Linked DNA regions of Homo sapiens: region 1 is linked to region 2. The links are chromatin loops, found by intact Hi-C in ENCODE. Cell type or tissue: psoas muscle. All regions are shown on one strand. Each heading gives the region's core, and the rest is flanking DNA. Links, peaks and the distances in the headings are about the cores only. Region 1 overlaps ZNF423 (zinc finger protein 423). Region 2 overlaps ZNF423 (zinc finger protein 423).

Region 1 (11,606 bases), core at 2,218-7,217, 62 kb after region 2:
CAGATGTGTTATGAGGGCCTGGATCATACAAAAGAGATGTGTTATGAGGGCCTGGATCACACAGGTATAGAAGCTGGAAACATCCCACCCTGTGTCATCTGCAAGCTGGAAGCCCAGGAAAGCCGATGCTGCAGTTCATGTCCAAATCCCAAGGCCTGAAACCCAGGGGAGCTAATGTTGTCAGTCCCAGTCCCAGGCTGAAGGCGCAAGAAACAGGAGTGCCGACGTCCAAGGGCAGGAGAAGACGGATGGCCCAGCTCAAACAAAGAGAACAAATTCACCCTTCTTTTGCCTTTTCATTCTATCCGGACCATCAGTGGACTGGATGATGCCAGCCTGCACCGGTGAGAGCCGTCTGCTTTATTCAGTCCAGCCATCAAAATGCTCATCTCTTCCCGAAATACCTGCACAGTCACACTCTGAAATCATGTTTCACCAGCTGTCTGGGCAGCCCTTAGCCCAGTCATATTGACACAGAATTGGCCATCACACCTGCCCTGACACATTGGTCCAAGCATCCTTGGTGAACCCGTGGGTCAGGCACAGGCTCACCCCTGTTGTCCCAGCTTCGGGGGCAAGGGAGTGCCAGGTTCTAAAGTTAGTCTATGAGGCAAATGTGTCTTAGAGTCAAAGTTATTCCCCAAAACTCTTTCCTCTCCCCTAAGATACAACTGCTGTGGCTTGAGATACATCCATGGAGAATGGTTTGGTCCATACATCAAGCATGTGGGATGAAAATACATCTTAAAACCCCAGAGTCAAATTTACCTGCCCCACAAGGGGCCACAGAGACCAACACCCGAGGGAACAGCAGATTCTCACCCACATCACAGGTTGTATTAGTCCATTCTCACACTGCTATGAAGAAATATTTGAGACTGGGTAGTTTATAAAGAAAGAGGTTTATTGACTCACAGTTCCACATGGCTGGGGAGGCCTCAGAAAATGTATAATCATAGCAGAAGGCAAAGGAGAAGCAGGCACCTTCTTCACAGGGTGGCAGGATGGAGTGAGTGCTGAGCGAAGGGGGAAGCCCCTTATAAAACCATCAGATTGGCTGGGCACTGTGGCTCATGCCTATAATCCCAGCACTTTGGGAGGCCTAGGCGAGTGGATCACCTGAGGTCAGGAGTTCGAGACCAGCCTGGCCAACATGGCAAAACCCCATCTCTATTAAAAGTACAAAAATTAGCCAGACATGGTGGTGGGTGCCTGTAATCCCAGCTACTCGGGAGTCTGAGGCAGGAGAATCGCTTGAACCCAGGAGGCGAAAATTGCAGTGAGCCGAGATGCCACCATTGCACTCCAGCCTGGGTGACAGAGCAAGACTCCATCTCACAAAAAAAAAACAAAAAGCAAACAAAAAAAGCCATCAGATTTTGTGAGAACTCACTCACTGTCACGAGAACAGCACGGGGGAGACTGCCCTCATGATTCAATTATCTCCACCTGTTCCACCTGACACATGGGGATTTGGGGGATTACAATTCAAGAGATTTGGGTGGGGACACAGTGCCTAACCACATCGCAGGTTCCCTGAGTAAGCCAGCTCCTGTTGACTGCAATTGCCAATCCCTTTACACTGTTATTGTCCTCATTTTTTGGCAAATGTGCCTATCTATGTTGAAGGAAGTTAAATGATAAATAATGACCTGTACATAGGCATATGTTGTTGTCAGCAAAGTAAAGGGTGAGTGGAATCTGTGCTATAGTGCAGCTCTGCCACAAACTTGCTGTGTGACATTGGGCAAGATGCCTAGCCTCTCTGAGCCTCAATTTCCACCTATGAAATACAAGAATAATGATAATACCAATGGTCAAAGTGCGCCCGCAAGGACTCAGTGAGGCAATGCCTATGGAAATGCCTGCTTGAGGGAGGCAAGGAGGCAGAGTGACAACCACATGGGCCTTGGGGACAGTGAGCTGAGTCCAAATCCTGGCCCAGCCATTTACCAACTGGCTGGCCCCAAGTCTCTGCAAGAGCATGCAAGGAATGCCAGCACAGACATGCACGAGCTCAAGGGCAGAACCACAGGAGCCTACAACAGTCAGCTCCCAAAGCGAAGCCACACTGTGCAGCTATGGCCCTATCTGAGCTGTGGCCGTCCCTGATGGGTGAGTCCTACGCAGCTCTTTCCCAGGCTCCTTGGGGTCCTCAGGCCCTGTGGCTTTGCAGAAGTCAGGGACTGTGGCTGGAATCCCAGGCTGGCCACCTCTCTTTGCTTCCTCTTTCCACGTTTGGAGAAGGCATTTCCTCCCCTTCCAGCCCTGGGCCAGTGGGTCAGGTTTCCACCCAGATGGAAAGTCCCACCCAGGGCCCCCAGAGGACAGCTCACCATGGAAACTCCACAGGGCACCCGCCAGACACGGAGTAAGTGGCCACTGGCAGGCCTAACTGGGGCAGGCTCCCAGTCCTGCCCACCAGGAGGGGGAGGTGGGCAGGAGAGGGAGAGGGGGCTCCAGCCAGACTTTAGATCTCAGACACAGAACAACGTTCCTACACACGCAGAGCAAAAAGTGGGTGATCGTGCGTGCATGCAGGTGTATGCATGTGTGTGAGCATGCCCTGAGCCCTCTACGCATTCTGAGCCTCAGTTTCCCTAACTGCACCCCTGTTGGAGGCTGGATTGGACTCAGATAAGATGAGTAAATGCAATCATCCAGTAAGAAGTAAGCAACAGGTGGGTGGGCTCTGCCAGATGAAGACCCCCAGGCCTATCGGAATAAACCACAGCCAAATGACAGTCTGGGCAAGGGGAGGAGGGGACACCGTGAGTGAGGTGCCTCCCATGGTGTTCAGTTCAAAGGAGAAGCACATAAACAGAGCTTCCCAAACTGTGTTCCAAGATTCCGGGCTTAGGGATAGGTGGTAGTCAAAAAAAGGGATGAAGGACAGATTCTGAGCCCAAGAGTTTTAAGAACCCTCTCTATGACTCAAAGCATCCACAGGCATGTTGAGGGCCCTTGGAGATCCTGCCTTAAAGAAACCCATTCAATTGCACTTAACCAGGCACTTAGGAAAGTTACCCCAGCAGCTGCCCCACCAGCCCCCAGACGCAGCCCAGCAAAGGCAGCATTGCCTCCGCCCAGCTCCCTCCAGGCTGTACTGCATGGAACTCCAGGGTTGTGTGGTGCACTGAGGCACGGAGCATTTTTCCAGGGTCAATTGAAGAAGGAACTCTAAGAAAGATGTTTCTGCATCGTGTGCCAAATTGTTACTGAGATGGTTCCTGCTGTTTGTCCATTGATTAATGAGGATCCACAGAATAAATTCCTCAGCATTCCAAGCCAGGGGGAAAACACTGGTCTGTCCCAAGCTCTTACATAATACAGAAGCAGCTTTGATTCTATTTCTCTTTGGGCCTTGGCTGCCAGGAGGCTCAAAGGCATCCTGACCCTTCCCTTAGGTTTTGACATAATTAGTCTCTTCAACTATTATTTGAGCTCCCCACTGACCCACAGGCCACCTCGACAGCCTTTCATTAGTAATCATCACAGTTAGCACTTATTGGGGACATGCTGTGTGCCAGGCACCATGCTGGACACATGTCATGTACCCTCTCACTTGTCCTTATAATGGTGCCACAAGGTAGGGGCTTTGTTATTCCCATTCTACAGATCACAAAACTGAGCTCTGGGAAGGTGCAATCACTGAGTCAAGCCCATTCTCACAGTGAATACACTTAATTTGTGCTGTGTGTGTTCACCTGCCCACTGCTGCCTCCTCACTCTAGAATGTGAGTCCTGGAAGTCAGGGACCCAACTGTGCCCTTGTGGCCTAGAAGCACACAGACGCCTGACAATACTATGATGAATAACTGGTGGTGAATCAGGATTGAAATAAGGGCCTATCTGCCTGAAAACCCATGCCCTTAACGCTCGTGTCTTTTTGGTCTGCAGGGTTTGGTAAACCTAACGCTAAACTTAACCTTCAGTGTAACCCTAACCCTGATAACCAAACCTATGCTAACCTCTAGCATAATCCCAAATGAATTAATTAATAAGCCATGAAATGCTCCCTGCCTGACCCTGTCCTTGGCTCTGTGGGGCAAGGGCTCTGAACACAGAGGCTTGGGCCATTTAGGGAGAGGAGATGCAGGAGCTCAGGTGACAGCATAGATGGACTCAATGAAGATGGTGGGAGCACATGGAGTCGGCAGCAGGGAGAGGGCAGCGGAGACGGAAGGCTGAGTTTCCCTCCTGGGAGGCCTGGCCAGACCTGAGTAGGGCAGACCAGGCCAAGCGGAGCTGGAGCAGCGGTCACAGAACAGGAACGCTGAGCCGACCCCCACTCCCAGGAGCGGCTACTCTGGCCTGCGAGGGCCAGCCCAGCGGGTGGGGAGGCGATGCCCTGCCCAGCTTCCTGCCCCATTCCAAGCTGGCCAGGAGCCCCACAGCCAGCACAGGAAATAACAGGGGCCCCCAGAGGCCGCCCAGGCAGGCCCTGCTCCGAGGCCACCCGGGGAGGGAAGGAGGCCATTGTCGGCCTTTGTTTCAGTTTCCCCAGCATTACCCAGGCTCCAAGAGGCCACTGGGAGCTCACAAAGCTTCCCCCCAACCTGCAGCTGTCCAGCCTCCCCCAGCCCCGACCCTGGGGACAGGCCTGCCAGGCCCCTGGTCTCTTAAAGAGGCAGGTGCAGGGTGTAAAATGAAGTCACATGCAAGTTGGGGGTTGCGGGGCGGCCCATGCAGGCCACAGCAGGCCAGGCAGGCGAACAGACAGATGCACCAAGACTGGGGTCTAGGTCCACACCAGGGTCAGCCCAGCACTGGGCCCAAGTGCAGGGGTGCAAATCTTTGGATGGAAAGAATGTCTAGGGCCCTGAGGGTACGACAAAGAAATGGAAGAAAGAAAACAGAGCAAGGAGACAATCTGGACATCTTGAACACCCCGCCTGGGCACTGTTCCTGATCCTTCAAGGGAGACAGCCCAGAAACAGGCTTTTTCTGCTCATTTGCATGCCTGGGTGTGGATGAGTGAATGCTGCATATGTGTGTATGCCTCTGTATGTGCATGCATTTGTAAGTGTGTGCACATGCGCACTATGGGTATGTTGGCAGTGTGAACACACTCCTGTATGCACGTATGGGTGTGCATCTGTGTTATGCATGTGTGTGCATACCTGTGTCTGCAGGCATCTGTGTGGGTGTGCATTATGCATATGCATGCACTTGGCTGTGCGTACATATGTGTGTAGTATGGAGGAACATGTATGTGAAGGCCCATATATGTGAATGTGTGTATTGTGTGGAGTATGCATATGCCAATGTGCACATACGTGTGTGTTTACATGTGCATGGGTGGTACATGTGCATTGTGTGCAAATGTGTACCTACATGTGTGTGAATGTCCATGTGCATTGTGTGGAGTACATTTGCACTGAGTGAGAGTATGAGCATATATATGTATGAATGTGTGCATGCATCCTTGTGTTGGTGTGCATGTAATATGTGTATGTTGTGTGTGCACATGCATGCACACACAATGACTTGTGAATTTACACATCACCACCAAAGAGCACTCACAGGTTTTTGCCCATTAGCAATCACTCATTCCCACACTGACCCTGGTGGCTTCTCACTAGTGGTGTGTCGCTGCAATGACATTAGGGATTACAGCACATTCTAGTGCCCGTCATTCCACCAAGATGCAGTAAGTCTCCACTGAGTCCCAGGCACTGTGAATTAGCAACTACAGAAAGCGTGCCCTAGACTCAGACAAAACCCCAACTAGCTGTGCAGACTGGACTAGTCTCTTTAGCTCTTTGGCCTCAGTTGCTCATCTGTGAGACGGGAATGCTAATACTGTGGTTAACAAGGCTTAAATGAGATAATGCATGTCACAGCCCCCTGTCTGGCACCAAGTGGATGCTCACTAGATGGTTATTATTTTTTAATTGTTATTGTTAAGACAGTGATAATTGCTGAGGATACGACAGGAAGCAAACAGGCACTGTCCCTGCCTCCACAAGCTTGCCAGGTTTGCAAGGCATTTAGCCTTGATAAGTAGAATAGCATAAGTAAAATATATCATATTTGCCAGACTAAGCATGAGTCTGATGTGCTAACTATCACGTATGGCCAGCAGCCATCAGTTAAAGCAATCAACCATGACAAAGGAGAACAAATTATCAGTGGAGGTAAAATAATAATTTTTTGAACCAGAGAGGCATCAGATAGCCAGGTTCAGCATAATCTCATGTGTGTGAGAGTGTGTGTGTGTGTGCGTGTGTGTGCACCTGCCTGCACATTCAAGAATGTTAAGGGAATGTCAGCTGACATGACAGCAGCCTAACCCCTGTGGGCTGCCTGCAGTCTACAGCAGGGCACCATTGACCATATCCAACCCAGGAGCTGGGCCCTGCAGAGTGTCCACCCAGGAAGCCAACACACGCCAGGTGGTGTGGTCAAGCTGATTTTGGCCATTTCCTAATGGGCACTGGCCCATGGCCGCACAGTCCATGTGTCCAGCCCCACCCAAGGAAGGAACCTGATCTCAGGTCAGCCTCAGGCCTCTACCTTTCAGAGCAGACCCAGCCCACCTCCCACCAACCCCCACCCCACCTGGCCTTCCCCACTTGGGAAACAAGCCATGCCTCACCAACCACGGTGAACAAGAATGGTTCCCTACAGACTCAGTTCCACCCCAAATCTGCAGGAAGGTGAAGCGGATTGCCCCAGGCACTGTGGCCATGCCCAGAGATTGCCAGTCACGATGTGGGGAGAAAGGCAGGAAGCTGTGACGATGTGACGAGAAGGAGGGGCCCATCTGAGCCTTCTCTGTCACCCATACAGACGCAAAGCTCAGAGCTAAGCTCCTATGGCACTTCCCTCCACATGGTGTCAATAGCAAAAGTAAAGGTACAGGGTGCCAGGTGGCACCTTAGGGGTTGAGCACTCCATACGGATTTCCCGTGCCATCCTCACAATGGCCTTAGGAAGTAGAATTATTATTCTCCCCATTTCCGATGAGAAAATGAAATGACAGGGAGGTTTAGTAACTTACTCCATATTGAACAGCTAATAAGTATCTAGACCTCAAACCCAGATTTTGCTCTAAACAAAGTGAACAAAACTCAGGCCCTGCACTTCCCAGGACAAATACAGACGAAGAAGTAGAGGTGAGATTCTGCATCTTGGCAGACATTTGCCAGGCACCTGCCAACTGCCAAGCCAGGGCTGGGCTGTGGAGACACAGAGAATCAGACTTGGTCACTGTCCCCTAGGAGTGAGCAGAGCATCAGGGAGCTGGGTATAAGAGAAGGAACATTAGAACCAAGCAGAGGGCAGCGGGAGCACTGAGGGCCAGGATCAGGAGCTCTTTGGCTCAGGGGGCACAAAATTATGTCAGGGCTATCATGGGAAACTTCCTGGAGGAGGTGTCATTTAGGCTGAGCTTCAAAAAATGCCAAGGGGACACACACAGTCTATGGACCAGCAGCATCAACATCACCCTGGAGCCTGTTAGAAATGCAGAATCTCAGGCCCTACCCAGACCTGCTGAGTCAGAATCTGCATCTTGACAATTTGCACACATGTTCAAGTTTGAGGAGCACTGGTGCAAACCACCCCAGGACGCACAAGGCTGGGCAACACTGGAGGGAGCAGGATGGGCAGCAACTCCCCCAAATGCATGAGGAGTTATGCCATTGGCACCCCACCCCACACACCCCAACCCACAGACATGCCTGACTGTTTACAGGCAGGCTTCAAGTCGCCAAAGAACTATTGATTTCCAGTGTCCACCAGCAGGACAGCGGGATCCTTGGGGACCTAGGAAACAGCCAACACCAAAGAGAGGCCTTTCCATCCTCAGGGAGCACCCCAGCTTTGGAGAAAGTAGGACTGGCCCCTCCTTGTCTTTACAATCCTCATTACTGAAGTCCCCCGAAAAGCCCAACAGCACCAGGAGAGGAGGGGCAGGGCCATGGGCTTGCTGGGGCAGATGGTCCCAAATCAACTGAGCAACTGCGCTGCAAAATCTCAATGCCAGGCCAGGGACACGAGACAAATGACAGCATCCCTGCCATCAGGGAAGCCCCAAGTCCATCTCAAGTGGGTGGAAATCAGCAAGACAAGCCTAGCTCCGTGGAAGCGAAGTCATCAGCCAGGGTAGAGGTACAGGAGGAAAACAGGAGTCAGAAGACGCACTGCACACGTGTTCATTTCCACATGTCCTGGGTACCAGCACACTTGAGTCCAGAGCACACATGTGTACATGTATGCACAGGCTCTGCATACACATGTGCACAGCAGGCATGTCGACGAGGAAGCCAAGTACAGTGGAGCCCAATGGGGGCCCCAAGGCTGGTGCAGAGCCAGAGGAAAAGGGTGGGCAGGAAATGCCACCTCCTCCTCAGAGAACTGGTCCAAGGCAGCCCCAGGGAGCCCAGGATGCAGCACAAACCAGCAGGCGGAGCACAGGGGTGCTGGAGCCTCCCCCTGCCAGGGGTCCGAGTCAGGGCTGCAGCTACCTGGGCATACTTACACACAAGCACACACACAAGTGCATGCATCCGTGTGCACACAAGATACAGAATGCCCTACCCCATAGACTGCTCACCATGGTAACAGAGTGGCCACCTCTCAGCTCCAGTCACCACCTGACGATTTCTGAGGCCCCCTGTGCTAGAGGGGGAGCAGCTCTAACAAAGGCGCAGCCCGGGCTGCCTGGCCAGGGGTCCATGGAGCCAACCCGCCAGCGCATGCCTGCCACGCTCCCCCGGTGAGCTCAGGGCCACCGCGTCTTCCTACCCAGCCTGCCTGGCTCCACTTAGCTCAACTCCCCACAGGCTCCCCAGCCGAGCTAATGAGAAACTCCCCAGCTGGCCCCATATAAAAATGCATTTCATAAGTCTTTAAAATGCTGGGAAATTCTACATCTATTTAGTGAGACTTTTTTGCTCCTTTAAAATGTCCCTTGGTCCTCATCAAGAAGATGATTGGGTTGAGGGCTCAAGCACAAAAGGTGGACGCCACCAGCACACCAGCCGGAAGCCAAAGGGCGCCCAGGCAGCATGCACCACGGGCCACAGCCAGGCAGCTCCAGGCAAGTATCGTGGGTGGGTGGGACATCCCACAGGTGACCCAATGCAGGACGGTCACTTGGGGAAATGTGTAAAGTGAGACCCAGCGGGGAGCAATGGACAGAGAAGAGGGGAACAGTCTCTCCAGCCTTGATTTGGGGATTGAAAGAAAAAGTTAGAAGGTGCTGGGAGCCCCTGAGAAAATCTCCAAAGGAGAAAAAAAAAGACCACCCACACGAAGATGTTCATCATGGCATTATTTACAACAGCCATCACCTAAAGCAGTCCAAACGTCCAACAGGGGAGAGGCGGAGAATAACATTCATGCCCATCCACTCAAGGGCTCCAGCACAGACACTAAGGTGAGAGGTACGTGGGTCCCAGGATCACAGGAAGCTCAGGTCCAACAGGGACTACAGGGAAACCCACTGCGAGTTCAGCGTGGACTTCATCTAGAAGCTTATAGACGAATGGAGCTCGAAAGGGGACTGGGAGAAATGCAAACGCAAGTGCAGAAGCGCAGGGGTGTGGGTGGAGTTTCTGTGAAGCTGTTGAAATAATAACTATGCACTCCAGCAAAACACAAGCAGGGCAGGAGGCAGCTCCGCGTGGTTCAGAAGTGCAGGCGGGACTGCACGGAGTGGCCTCGCCTCCCCATGGTGAAAGGCCCGGGCTTCTGGACATTTCTATCCATTTCCCCAGCCAAAACCTCGGGGCAAAGGACTGCAGGGGATGAGGCTGTCGCCTTGGTCAGGAGCAGGGACCCTGACCATTCTCCTCACCCCAACTTTTACCCAGAACCAGGCTAAAAGAAAAATGGGAGGCTTCAATGCATTCTTCCCAAGGAGGTCCCAGGACACCAGCTACCCCATTGCCAGCTCTACCTCCCATCTGAGCAGGTCCCAGAGACTGCAGCCTTATCCCCACCTTCCCCTGCAAACTGGCCCCATGCCCAACACCCAGATGTGGAAGGAGGGCTGGGGATGGGGCTGGAGGTGGTGTGAGTCCCTGCAGAGAGCCTGGCCCAGTGTTTTCCAGGCCTGGCTTTGAACATGGGAGATGTGTGCAAGGTCTTCAAAACATGTACCTCCTCTCCTTCCAGGCAGCAAATCCTGAGAGCTGGCTGCAGTCAGACTCTTCTACCTGACCCAGGAGTGACCGGGGCACAGAGCTGATTCCAGAGAGTCTCCTCTAAAACAAGGCATGGGACCCACTTTCTCACCGGCATGTCTGCCATCTACAGTTGAGGCACTAAATTCATGCATGAGCGGCCTGGGTTCAAACCCTCACTCTGCCACTTCTTGGCTGAGTGACCTAGAACCAAGTTATAGCATCTCTGTTTCTCGGTTTTCTCACATGTATGTGAAAAGCACTGGAAAGGAGCCCTGGCTCCTAGAAGCACCTCGTAAATGGGAGTGACGGTTCCTATTAACCAGAGCAAGAAGACCTGTCCCATGGCAGGAAAGCCTAAAAGTCTGATCACAGTGCGACACCAATAAGGTCTCAGGCTGCGGGTCCATCACGGTCAACTGATAATACTGAGTGTTCCTCTCAAACCACAAGTGTGTCTGTCACCATGCCAGAAATAAACTTACCTAACCTGCCCAGGCATTCACAAGAAGTATGTGTCAGCAAACTGTGTCCTATCTCTGGCCCATCCACAGACCCTTCTCCTACTGCCTCTCCCTGCTGCTGTTCCAGAGCTGCTATGCTGGATGGAAGCCATGGAGCAGACTCTGCCCAACCAGTCCCAGAACCCAGCCTGGAGAGGTGGGAGATTCCAATGAGACTCTGACTAGACAATTACATAAAAATGACCCCCTTACCCACTTCACGCTAAGCATGGTGGTACATGCCTGTAATTCCAGCTGCTTGGGAGGCTGAGACAGGAGGATTGTTTGAGCCCAGGAGTTCGAGACCAACCTGGGCAACATAGCAAGGCCCTGTCTCAATTAAAAAAAAAAAAAAAAAAAAGATGAGCAGCTTCAGCTCCCAGATCAAACTCAGTCACAGGGAAAGAGGAGGTAAATTTCCACATGGTCGTGTTGGTTCCCTGAAACCCCACATCATAGACCTCAGGATCACGCATGATGTTTCTGGTGTCTGCCACTTAGAGACCTCATTCCAAAGGGCTTGTGGGAAGAGGGAGGAAATGCTGAAGGTAAGATGTGTCTCCCTGCCAGGCTGGGATGGGCGGGAGAGACAGGGGTTAGGGGTAGGGTTAGGGTTAGTACCAGGCTGGGATGGGTGGGAGAGGGGGTGATTAGGGTTAGGGTTAGAGTTAGGATTAGTGCCAGGCTGGGATGGGCAGGAAAGAGGGGGATTAGGGTTAGCATTACAGTTAGGGTTAGGGTTAGTAGCAGGCTGGGATGGGCGGGAAAGAGGGGCGTTAGGGTTAGGGTTAGAGTAGGGTTAGGGTTAGTAGCAGGCTGGGATGGGCGGGAAAGAGGGGGGTTAGGGTTAGGGTTAGAGTAGGGTTAGGGTTAGTAGCAGGCTGGGATGGGCGGGAAAGAGGGGGGTTAGAGCTAGCGTTAGGTTTAGTAGCAGGCTGAAATGGGTGGGAAAGAGGGGGGGTTAGGT
Region 2 (11,606 bases), core at 2,487-7,486:
CCCTTACCAGACACGGAATCTCCTGGCACCTTGATTTTGGACTTCCCAGCCTCCAGGACTGTGAACGACAAATTTCTGTTGCATGTAAATCACACAATCAGTCTCAGATATTTTGTTATAGCAGCCAGAGCGGACTGAGGCAGCCACAATAATCAGGGAGGTTGCTACTGGCATCTAGTGGGCAATGCCAAGGATGCTGAATGTCTTGCCAAGCAAGGAACAGTCCTCAGAATGAAGAATTATGCTCCACTACATGCCACATGTAGAACAGTTGAAACTCTAGAACAAATCTATCAGCCTAAAATAAACCAACAAACTCTCCCTTGACTTGCACACAGTTGCTAGAGATAGCGAGCCAAAAGTACAAATAACAATAATGACAATAATCTATAGTCCGAAGAGGTGACCTGCTCGTCATGTCTAGTTTTGGACCCTAAAACACCTCAGCTCTCACCAAAATTCTTCTTCCACACTTCCCAGGTCCTCCCTGCCTCCATAGTTGGCCTATCCTTCCTAAAGTCCTTGCTACTCCGGTGTGGTTCAGTAGCATCTGCATCCCCAGGGAGTTTGTAAGAAATGTAGACTCTCCGGCACCCCAGGTCTGTTCAAATGGAACTGCATTTTCATAAGATTCCAAGTGATCATAAGGACCTAAACGCCTAAGAAGCACTGCCTGAAGTCACTTCAGGGCCGACTCTGGCACTTTCTGCTCAAAAGTCACCAGGCGGCAGAAGTAGTGAGGGAGACTCCATCCCTGCATCCTCTCCATCCCCGGCATCCTGGTGAGATGGCACAGCACCTCTGTGCAGAGCAGCCGGGTGCCACTGGAATGACAGGTGGCTCTTAATGGTGGGAAAACAAGAGAGGGGACTCCACAAAAAGTCAAACAGGTGTCCAGCCTTAAGGAACCCACCTGGGGAAGATTCTCATTTAAGCTCCATACCAGTCAAGAGGTGACAACACGTGGCAATGCTAAGGAACACTGTTTAATTCCCGAGGGGCTTGCCAGCCTGAGAGGACCCAGAATGAGTGTAAAATGAGGTTGCAATGTCTCCCTCAGCACCAGACAACACCTGTGCCCCACCCCCAGGCTTCACTTGGGGACATGGGGCTCAGATCCAAGTCTTATTTCAGGGTTTCTCTCCCAGCTGCACCAGAAGCTGCCGGGTAGGCAGGTACTGACTCCCCTCTGTGGGCCCCTCAAGCACAGTATGTAAAGCCAAGTTGGTACTAGGGTGACGACTGTGGAACGGGGTGAGATGGGATGGGATGGGACAGGATAGGATGGAATGAGAGGGGTGGAATGGGATGAGTAGAGCAGGTGGGATAAAATAAGATGCAATGGAACAGAATGTTGGAATGAAGGAAAGAGAAGGTTACAGAGGCTGGGCCCAACGATGCCCCTTCTCCTTATCAACCATGGAAAAAAGTGTTCCTACAGGGAGACGTGTACAAGAATGTTTACTATAGTGAACAACTGGAAACACCCTAAATACCCCCCACCAGGGGCCTGCTGCATAAAGCACGGGGCATCCACACTACGCAAGCCCCACAGCAGCTAATAAGAAGTAGGGAGATGTACCCGCTGAGGTGAGAAGCTCTCTGAGGTCTAATACTAAATGGAAAAAAAGCAAGTTGCAGAATGATAGATCCAATATGGTATCATTCATTTTTTAATCAAAAATCAATATAACATTGTTTCTGTGGATACACATAACACTATATTTCACTGAACGTAAGACACCGTGGATGGTAAAATGCACCATTATTTTACAGACCACTGAAAAAGAAAAACAAAACCCACTGTCAATTAAACCATGACAAGCCACTAGTTGAAAGATGCACCTCAATTTCAGAAATGTTAAAATGTGTCTTAGAATCTATGAAATACAGTATTACGTAAAGGTGTAGGAGAAGGTCTGGAATCAAGAAAGCCAAAATGGTAATAACAGTAGTTAACAAGGGGGTGGGGACAGCCTGAAGCCTATCTTTGAAATTTTTACAAACAGAATACATTTATGGCCAGACGCAGTAGCTCATGCCTCTAATCCCAACACTTTGGGAGGCTGAGGCAGGAGGATGGCTTGAGCCCAGGAGTTCAAGAGCAGCCCTGGGCAACACACGGTGAGACCTCGTCTCTAGAAAAAATAAATAAATAATTTAAAAATTAGCCAGAAATGGGGCCACATGCCTGCAGTCCCAGACACCTGGGAGGCTGAGGCAGGAGAATCGCTTGAGCCCAGGAGGCTGCAGTGAGCTATGTTCACACCACTGTACTCCAGCCTGGGCAACAGAGCGAGACCCTGTCGCTATTTAAAAAAATAATAATAATAAAGAATACATTTATGTATTACTGTGATATTTGATCACATTTAATTGTTTTAAAATAATGAGGGAAGGCCTTCTCTGCTCCTCACTTGGAGGCAAAGTGATGCTGATAACATAGGGGCCTGCATTGGTCACAGAAGGAACGGGCGCCCGCACTGCTAATGCACGGTGGGGCTCGCGTGCCTGAGCAGGTGGGGTGCCGCAAAGCTTTGTGAAGAGGAGAAAAAAAGCTCTTAGGAATGTCCAGAGGGGAAAGTGCCATTGGAAAAAAAAGAAACAATAGAAAGAGAATTTGATTTCGGGAAACAAACAATTCATAATCCACTGATAGAGGGCTACTCAGGGGCTGAGGGTTGGCCCCCAAAACAGCTCCTTCATCTCCCCTCACTGCCCTCTGCAAAAGCAGTTTGGAAAGTCATAATGCCATCCTGAATGCATCCCTCGCTAGGGACCTCCTCAGACTCAAGCTTCTAATTCCACCTTAATATCCAATTCTGTGTGTCAGGGACGGCTGAACCTCGGCCTGCAGCCGCCACATCACCTTGCCCTGCACACAAATAAAAATAGCTTTGGTGCTCAGAGCACCGGTTCCCTTGTCTTATCCTCTGGGGGTCCCGGGAGCGGCGCGATCCGCGAGTGGAAACCACGTGTGATGGAAATACATAATGAACAAAGAGGCTCCGCGGATGCATCCTTGACCTTCCTGCTTTTCCTTGACCTCTCCACTGCCATTGTCCCTATGAAGCCACAAACAGAATGACACCGTCGTGCAGGTGACAGCCACAGAATGCCTTCCATTGCCAATTTCTCCAGGAGTTAAGCAGAAAATGGATTTAATCAGAATGATAACTGATTCATGTCGCCATTTATGCAAATAAAGTTTTGGCAGCTCAGGCCTCCATTTGTACACCTCCACTTGCCAGGCGCTGGGCCTCCAGTCTGACAAATCTGCTCCTCTGCTCCATCATCTGTGGCCTTACAGAGCAAGACCAAAGTGCTGGCAATTGGCTTGTCCCAGGAAAAGGGACCACCAAAAGCTAAAAGCCCACAGTCACCTGACATAGCCTCAGGGTCCAGGAGAAACAGGGCACCACCCACTCCCCCACACAAATCACACAGGAAACTGCTATAAACTGGGGCTGATCTCCAAAATCTGACTTCTGAGCATTTGCTCATCCGCAGGATCTAAGAGAGCCCAGGGAGTGGGGTGGGTACAAAGGATATTTGCCACTGTCCCCTCTAGATCCGCCCCCACCTTGGTCCATTCCTGCTCTGTGTTCCTGCAGCGACTGCAGTGGGGGAGGAGACAGATTTGGGGTAGTTATTCTCCCAGCCTCTGCCCTGCCCTGCTGCACCCCTCTCCCTCAGCAGCCTCCCTACAGCCAGTCTCTCCAGGTGGCCTAAATGCCCCTCCCCGCACCCTGGCAGGTTCTCAGGATGATGCCCCACTCCTGGACAGCTCCCCTTCTTCCCCTGCCCGCTTCTGCAAATGGGCCCTTTATTAAATGCTCCTCCATCTCCCGGTTTGAGTGCGCCATCTGTTTTCTGTTGGGACCCTGACCAAGGGGGTATTCTTTAAAGAATTTTTAAGTAAATATGTCTGCAAGGTGTTTGTTGAGACTGTGATAAAAAGGCATTCGAGGAAGCAGTGTGAAAGATGCCATCCGTGAGACTGGAGAGACAGAAAGTCAGTGATCAGACACGCAGGCCCAGAGAATGTGGGCGAAGAGGGAATCTTCCAGTAACTCACTCCCCCGCTGCCAGGGCCCCCATCCCTCCCCTGTGATCTGGCTGTGTGGAGTCAATGACCAGTGGCTTTCTCCCTGCAACTCCATCACGCCTCCCACAGGGCAGACAAGTCAGCCCGGCAGTGTGGTAAAGGAAGGAGGAGAGAGTGAACCCACCAGGCACAGTTGCTTCTGAAGCCCAGCTCTGGGTCTCTTGCTTAACGCCCCAGCAGTGCTTCTCAAATCCCATCCCCAGGAGCCGGAGCATCTTCCTGTGCCCTGCAGACGGCTCATTCTCCCAGGAGATCATGGGCTCCGAAGGGCGGGAGCCAATTGTATTTATTCATCACCTCACACATGATGGTATGACGGTATGACGAAGCACCCGGTGCTTACCTCCTTATTATCTGTTTCCCCAACCAGGGCAGGGATCTGGTCTACTCAGGGTGCTGCTATATTTCAACACGCAGCCAGGGCCTAGTACATACTAGGAGCTAAATTAAAAACTGATGGGGCCAGGTGCGGTGGCTCACACCTGTAATCCCAGCACTTTGGGAGGCCAAGGTGAGCAGATCACCTGAGGTCACGAGTTCAAGACCAGCCTGGCCAACATGGCAAAACCCCATCTCTACTAAAAATACAAAAAATTAGCCAGGTGTCTGTAATCCCAGCTACTTGGGAGGCTGAAGCAGGAAAATTGCTTGAGCCCGGGAGGTGGAGGTTGCAGTGAGCCAAGATCTCGCCACTGCACTCCAGCCTGGGAGAAAAAAAAAAAAAACTGATGAGGCCGGGTGCAATGGCTCACACCTGTAATCCCAACACTTTGGGAGGCTGAGATGGGTGGATTGCTTGAGTTCCAGATCAGCCTAAGCAACATAGTGAAACCCCATCTCTACAAAAAAAAAATTAATTTAAAAATAAAAATGGGTGGTCTGAAATATGAACTGCCCCCTCCACTGAAGACCGAAATGCACCCTGGGGTTTGTCCCGCGGCCCCTGCTCTCCAGCCCCCAGGAAGCCATGGGAAGAGCCATTTCTGGAATGGGAAGGGAGGTGTGAGTTGGGTGTGGCTTGGTGGAATTTGAGGAGGGGAAGGCTTCTTTCCAGTCCCGAGGAGACGGCCCAGCTGCAAGCCCCCAAGAATTCCTGGTGTTCGTGCCATCCAAGGGAACAACTTAGCACCACCCAGGCCACTTCCAACAAATCACTGAGTAAGTATTCCCTGAGCATTTACTATGCACCAGGTCTGCCACAAGGCCAGAGACAGGAACAGGCATGAGGGAGACAGCACAGGACGGGACTCCTAAGAGGGTCACCTTCGAGTGGCAGAGACAATAATTCAAAAACATCAAGCAATCACTGCCATAAAGGAAATAAATGGTGTGATGTGTTTGGCGTTGAAGGGAGCCGCTGCTGCAGGAGACGGGGGAGGGTGTCAGCAAGGAGGGCCGCGCTGAGGAGGTGACCTTGGAGACACAGAAGGAAGTGAGAGAGCTATCCACGTGAAAAGCTGAAAGAACACCCGGGGAAGGCAGGTGGTGCAAAGGCCCTGCAGTGGAATGAGCACGGCCTGTTGACGGCTCAAGAGGAGGAACTGAGGCCGGGCACGGCAGCTGGCACAAGTATCCCAGTGCTTTGGGAGGCCAAGGCAGGAGGAGTACTTGAGGCCAGGAGTCTGAGACTAGCCTGGGTAACTTACCAAGACCACATTTTTTCAAAATTAATATAAAATACTTAGCTGGGCATGGTGGTGTGCACCCATAGTCCTAGCTACTGGGGAGGCTGAGGTGGGAAGATGGCTTGAGCCCAGGAGTTCAAGGCTCCAGTGAGCAACAATCGTGCCAGTGCCCTCCAGCCTGGGTGACAGAGTGAGACCCTGTCTCCCAACAACAAAAGCCAGACACAGTGGCTCACACCTGTAATCCCAATACTTTGAGTAGCTGAGGCAGGAGGAATTTTTGAGGCCAGGAGTTCAAGACCAACCTGGGCAGCATAGAGAGACCCCATGTATGCAAAAAATCAAAAAAGTAGCTGGGCACAGTGGGGCATGGTGGTGCAAGCCTATAGTCCCAGCTACTCGGGAGGCTGAGGTGGAAGGATTGCTTGAGCCCAGGAGGTCGATGCTGCAGTGAGCTGTGATAATCAAGCAGGAGGAGGAGAAGCCGCAAGAGGCACAGGGCCAGGCAGGGGAGTGGATTCATCCCCAGGGCAGTGGGGGAGGAGCAGAGTCAGATGCAAGCTGTCCTGAGGACAGCGGAGGGCAGTTGAGGAGAAAAGGCTGGGTACAGGCTGGGTGCCCACAGGCAGATGCCAGCCATTGCCCCTCCCAAGTCTCCCTGCTGCCTGCCCCTCAGCCACCTTCCTTCCACCTACCTCCCACAACACACCCCACCAACCCTCAGAGGGGTCAGACCCGCTCCAGCAGATCTGACCTCATCACCCCCATCATGAGGCAGCACCAACCTGCTCAGCCAAGCCCTTGGAGAGGCTGAGACACTCCATATCCAAGGGCGGGGACAGAGGTGCAGGTGTGCTCCCCCAAGCTGGCTGCCATTCCCCCACCTGCAGAGCCACCTCGCCTGCCTCAGTCTTCCCACATGCACCCTCATACCCATGACGTCATTTCCAAAGGCAGCCAAATCCTAGCCAGTCAACTCCAAAATAAAACTGTTTAACACAAAATGAAGCATTTTATAATCCCCTGTACATTTTTTCTCTGAGTTGGCACAGAGTGTTTAAAAACACTGCCAAAACACTCAACCAATAGTAGCGCTTTATTTTAGACCAGTGCCAGAGTTAAATTTCCTTGCTCTTTTCCTGTTCCGAATCCCCCGCCTCTCCCTGCTCCCCGGCTTTTGCTGCGACACTAGAAGCAGTTCCTCCTGATCGCCCCTCTGAGCCACTAGGCCAGTGGGCTGGGGTGCTGGGGAGGCTGTGACCAGAGGAAAGTGGAATCCGCATTACGGGATGATCTGCTGGGAGCACTCCTTGACCTGCAAGCCCCAGTCAGCGGGAGATAAATTTGGTTGGTTTCTCATTTTGTTTGGGGATGTTCTTTATTTTTCTGTATTAGGGTGTCATGTTAGGGATGTCAATCACAGGATCTCAAGGTTTGAAGGAACCTGATAAATCCACATGCCCATCTCTCAGCCCCAAGCCTGCATCCCACTCTCCTCCCCCGCCACCCTCTGATGTGTTCATCTCCAGGCTTGCAAAGACTCTCACCAACCAAAACATCACTCCTTACACATAGGCCAGGCAGGTGTCCCTGGGGACTTCTGGAATTGGTCCTGGTCTGGCCCTTGGAGTATCAACATTAATGGAGAAAGGGGTGGACAGGTCTCATCCCCACTCCCCCACTGCCCTGGCACACAGAGGCATCTTACCCAGAGGCAATAATAAAAGCATCAGCCACTCAAGCCATACCTTCACCATCATAGGAACAGGCCCCCATGGAACTGGTAGGGCTGGCTGGACTTCCAGCCAAGCTCTTGCCTACCCCTCAGTTCAGGAGGTCAGGTCACCTGCTGTCTAGGTTAAATGGCCTCAGCTCCTTCTCTCTTCAGGCTGCTTCTGCGGCCAGCATCCATCCCCACTTCTTCTGCTAGCAGCACCCTGATTTCCTCTGGGGAAACTTTTCAGGTCTGCTATTCAGAGCACTTGACTTGACCTGAGCCAAAAGCCATCATGGCATTCCTCAGAGCCAGGAGATGCAGGAAGACTGGGTCCTTCGCCCTTCACTGGAGTCCCTGGATTCAGCTGCACCTGAAGATAGTCCTACACCTAGGTTTCTATTTACATGAGCCAATACATTGCACTGTTTGATTTCAGCTGGTTAGGATTTGGTTGTCTGACACTGGTCGGCAGGGAATCCCAACCTTCCAACTTGCAAGCATGACCCTGAGATCTCTCCTTCTCTGTCCTCCCTGAACCACTCCCTCCAGCAACACACAGAACAGACACTCTTTCTGCTTCTGCTGACATAGCGTCAGAGCACAGTAAATAACCCTTTGGCAGTGAACCGGCTCCTGTTCTTCATTTCCACACCACTCATGCACACATTGGCCAGTACTGAACTACTGGACTACCCCACAGAGGGAGGGGACCAACCAACTCATAGGAGTACATTCAAGAATCCCCTGGCCAAAGTTATCGAGGGGCCCAGTAAGCTACACAAGGGCAGGAACTGTTGTCTGTTTTGCTCACCCAGTGCTCACCCAGTGTTTTGCTCACCCAGTTCCCAGCACACAGTAGATGCTTTTAAAAAAAGCCTCTGTGGCTGGGTGTGGTGGCTCACACCTGTAATCTCAGTACTTTGGGAGGCCAAGGTGGGAGGATCACCTGAGTCATGAGTTCAAGACCAGCCTGGCCAACATGGTAAAACCCCTTCCTACTAAAAATACAAAAATTAGCTGGGTGTGGTAATCCCAGCTACTCAGGAGGCTGAGGCAGGAGAATTGCTTGAACCAAGGAGGTGGAGGCTGCAGTGAGCCGAGATTATGCCACTGCACTCCAGTCTGGGTGACAGAGTGATACTCTGTCTCAAAAATAAAAGATCTGTGAATGAACGCACACGTGCCAGGGGATGCTGTGGTTCTAAGGAACACACTTCTCTTTCATCCGTTAAGTTTGCTTGTTCCTTTGAGTGCCTGGAATTGTGGAGTAAGGAATGGAAGAAGAGAGCATCAACACTTTTCAGCTCTGTCTTAAGTCTGTTCAGGCTCATATAACAACAATACCAGAAACTGGATGGCTTCTAAACCACAAATGTTTATTGCTCACAGTTCTGGAGGCCGGGAAGTCCAAGATCAAGGTGCTGGGAGATTCTGTGTCTGGTGAGGGCGCATTTCTCATAGACAACACAGTCTTGCTGCGTCCTCACATGGTGGAAGGAGCTGGGCAGTCCTCTGGGTCCCCTTTTGTAAGAGCACTCATCCCATTCTTCCAGAGCCTTCATGACCTAATCACCTCCTACAGGCCCACTGCTTAATACTACCACATTGGGGATTAGATTTCAACAAACGAATTTGGGGGAAAAGCAAACATTCAGACCATAGCCAGTTATAATAAAGGACTCTTCTAGAACAACTCCCCTCTATTTGCCTCTTTTACCCCAAAATCAGGTCAGGATCCCAGCTGGAGGCTATTCCTATCCTCACCCACAGGCATTTCTCAAAGCTTTTGCAAACCTCAAATTGGTAGTAACCGAGATTGATTACTCAGGGAACACAATTTTCAGATCTTTATGCCCAACAGAATCCAGAATTAGCACAAGCACCTCCAGGAGAAAGGCAGCAGGGCCTCTCTGGGGGGCTCTGGCCTTTGCTTTTCCCGCCCAGGGGTGAGACAGAGGATAAGGAGGGCAGGAAGTGCCGGCCTAATGAAAAAGCAGACCTGACGGGAAAGGAAGAGCAGCTCCACGTGACGGGCCCTGAGCTGGCTCAGTGACACTGAGGTTTTAGAGCTATACACTAATACACTGGGGGAAAAAACTTATTATTGAAATATCTACAGAATAAAGAAAAGACCTTGTTAGTGCAATTTTAGAATACGTAGCTGCATCCCTCTTTCTCCCTCTGGCTGATGGCAAATGATGTGGTTTTTTGGTAACACTTGGGTGATATAGTCTGGCTCTGTGTCCCCACCCAAATCTCATGTGGAATTGTAATTCCCAGTGTTGGGGAAGGGGCCTGGTGAGAGGTGATTAGATCATGGGGGCAGATTTCCCCCTTGCTGTGCTGGTGATGAGTGAGTCTCACAAGATGTGGTTGTTTAAAAGTGTGTGGCACCTCCCCCTCACCCTATCTCTCCTGATTCACCATGCTATGATGTCCTTGCTACCCCTTCACCTTCCGCCATGATCGTAAGTTTCCTGAGGCCTCCCAGCCATGCTGCCTGTACAGCCTGAGGAAATGCAAGTCAATTAAAAACCTCTTTTCTTCATCAATTACCCAGTCTCAGGTAGTTCTTTATAGCAGTGTGAAAATGAACTAATATACTGGGTTTCTCAGGAACGCACGAGAGAGGTTCAGCATAGCTGGCTGATTTCAGAGTTGCCTCTCAACACCATCTGGGCACCTGAGCCACTCAGGCTCAAGGCTCCGACTAACTTGGTGGCTGCCCAGCCTCTCTCCAGCCTGGCCTGAGACCTGAACATAATATTGTAGGGGCCAAGCCGCTGGTGGATGCCACGAGGGCTTGACACACCATTACCCCACCTTCCACCTCCCAGAGCACTGCCCCCAAAGGACCAAGCAGCAGAGGTTCAGGGGGACCATGGCTTTATGGAACACCCAAGGTGGGGGCACAACTTCTATGAAGTTTGTTAGAATTCAAGGGTCAAAGTCACTCTTCCACAAGATGCAAACAAAGAAAAGGTCCAGTGCAAACAGTGTGAGGTCCGTGGGTCTGGAGACCTCAAAGACAGTGAGCTCGATGTGGCATTCCCAGAAGCACCCATGAGCCAGGCAGGAGCTGCATATACACGGGCACCTCCTGCCAGAAAACATGGGTGCCCTGCAGGCTGCACTAGTCCCCTGTCCACCCTGGGAGCTGCAATCCCACCCCCCACCAGCAGTTAGCAGATAACCTCAGAGAGTGCTGGCTAAGCTACCACCTCCCTGTGTGACCTGGGACAAGTACTACCTCACTAAGGAGCCTGGTCCAGTCAGTGCCCTGGCTGTGTTTGAGAGACTGGTTCTGCCATTGTTTCAACCACATTCAAACCAAAAAAGGTTTGAGGATATACACACCAAGGATTCTGCTTCCCTAAAATTCTAAGATTACCTGACTAGACACTGTCAAAAGCAAAAGTATTGGTTATCAATTGATAACTGATACCTGACAATCTGGCATTTCATTGCACTCTTTTACTACTTCCTGTTTGTCTGCATGTAATTCCTACCTCCTAAAGAAGATGTCTGTGGCTCCTGACCACCATTCAGGGGAGCCCCTCCCCAGCTCTCAGGCCCAGTGGTCTGCATGGAGCTGCCCTGATTCCCCGCACCCAACCCTGACCCTTGCTAACATGTATGTTGTCTCCCTGGCCGCATCATGGGCGGGGGTGAGTCTTGGTCCTGGCCATTCTACAGAGTCAACCTCAGGACTTCTACCCTGGCAATGGTAAGAGGCTGCTCATTCCATTGTCACTGCTGAGTCGAAAAGGTGGAGCCTGGAGGTGCTGGGGCACCTCTGCTGATGTACACACGGTGATGGGGTTCATGTCAACAGACATGGGGCAGTGTCTCTGGAGGCCCTGGAGGACCAAGCTTGAGGCCAGCCTTACATCTGCATTTCTCAGTTCCTGGAGCCAATGAATCCTCTATTTTCTGCTTGTCAATTTGAGCCAAGTCTCTATGCAGATAGCACATTAACTGAGGACCAACTATGTGCTGGCAGCCAAAAGGATCACAGCAACTTCATCCTCCAGCTAGACTATACATTTCCCTTAACGGGAATGAATGAACACCCATGCACAGGCATTCACGGCCCCGAATACACAGCAGGTATGGTATCACTGCTTGCTGACAGGTGCCCTCTGGAAACTCCCAA

Evidence for each region. Peaks named below come from ENCODE experiments on the same cell type or tissue, not always from the same donor. Only the 100,000 strongest peaks of a DNase experiment are listed, where the experiment ranks them.
Region 1: it touches region 2 in a loop (2.1-fold over the local background); 2 of 110 quality-filtered maps call a loop at or near these places.

Annotation. Positions count from the first base shown.
Region 1 is chr16:49,771,982-49,783,587 of GRCh38, forward strand. The region is part of intron 2 of ZNF423 (zinc finger protein 423); the gene reads right to left. Among named protein-coding and RNA genes, the nearest start is that of ZNF423, 78 kb to the right of the region's middle. RefSeq lists enhancers at 2,005-2,516, 4,055-4,566. In psoas muscle, for the core only: no CTCF peak of the experiment used is centred there; a DNase peak (open chromatin) is centred at 4,330; H3K4me3 peaks cover 793 bases; H3K27ac peaks cover 1,217 bases.
Region 2 is chr16:49,709,807-49,721,412 of GRCh38, forward strand. The region is part of intron 3 of ZNF423 (zinc finger protein 423); the gene reads right to left. Among named protein-coding and RNA genes, the nearest start is that of ZNF423, 140 kb to the right of the region's middle. RefSeq lists enhancers at 2,377-2,944, 2,945-3,511, 9,862-10,363. In psoas muscle, for the core only: no CTCF peak of the experiment used is centred there; no DNase peak of the experiment used is centred there.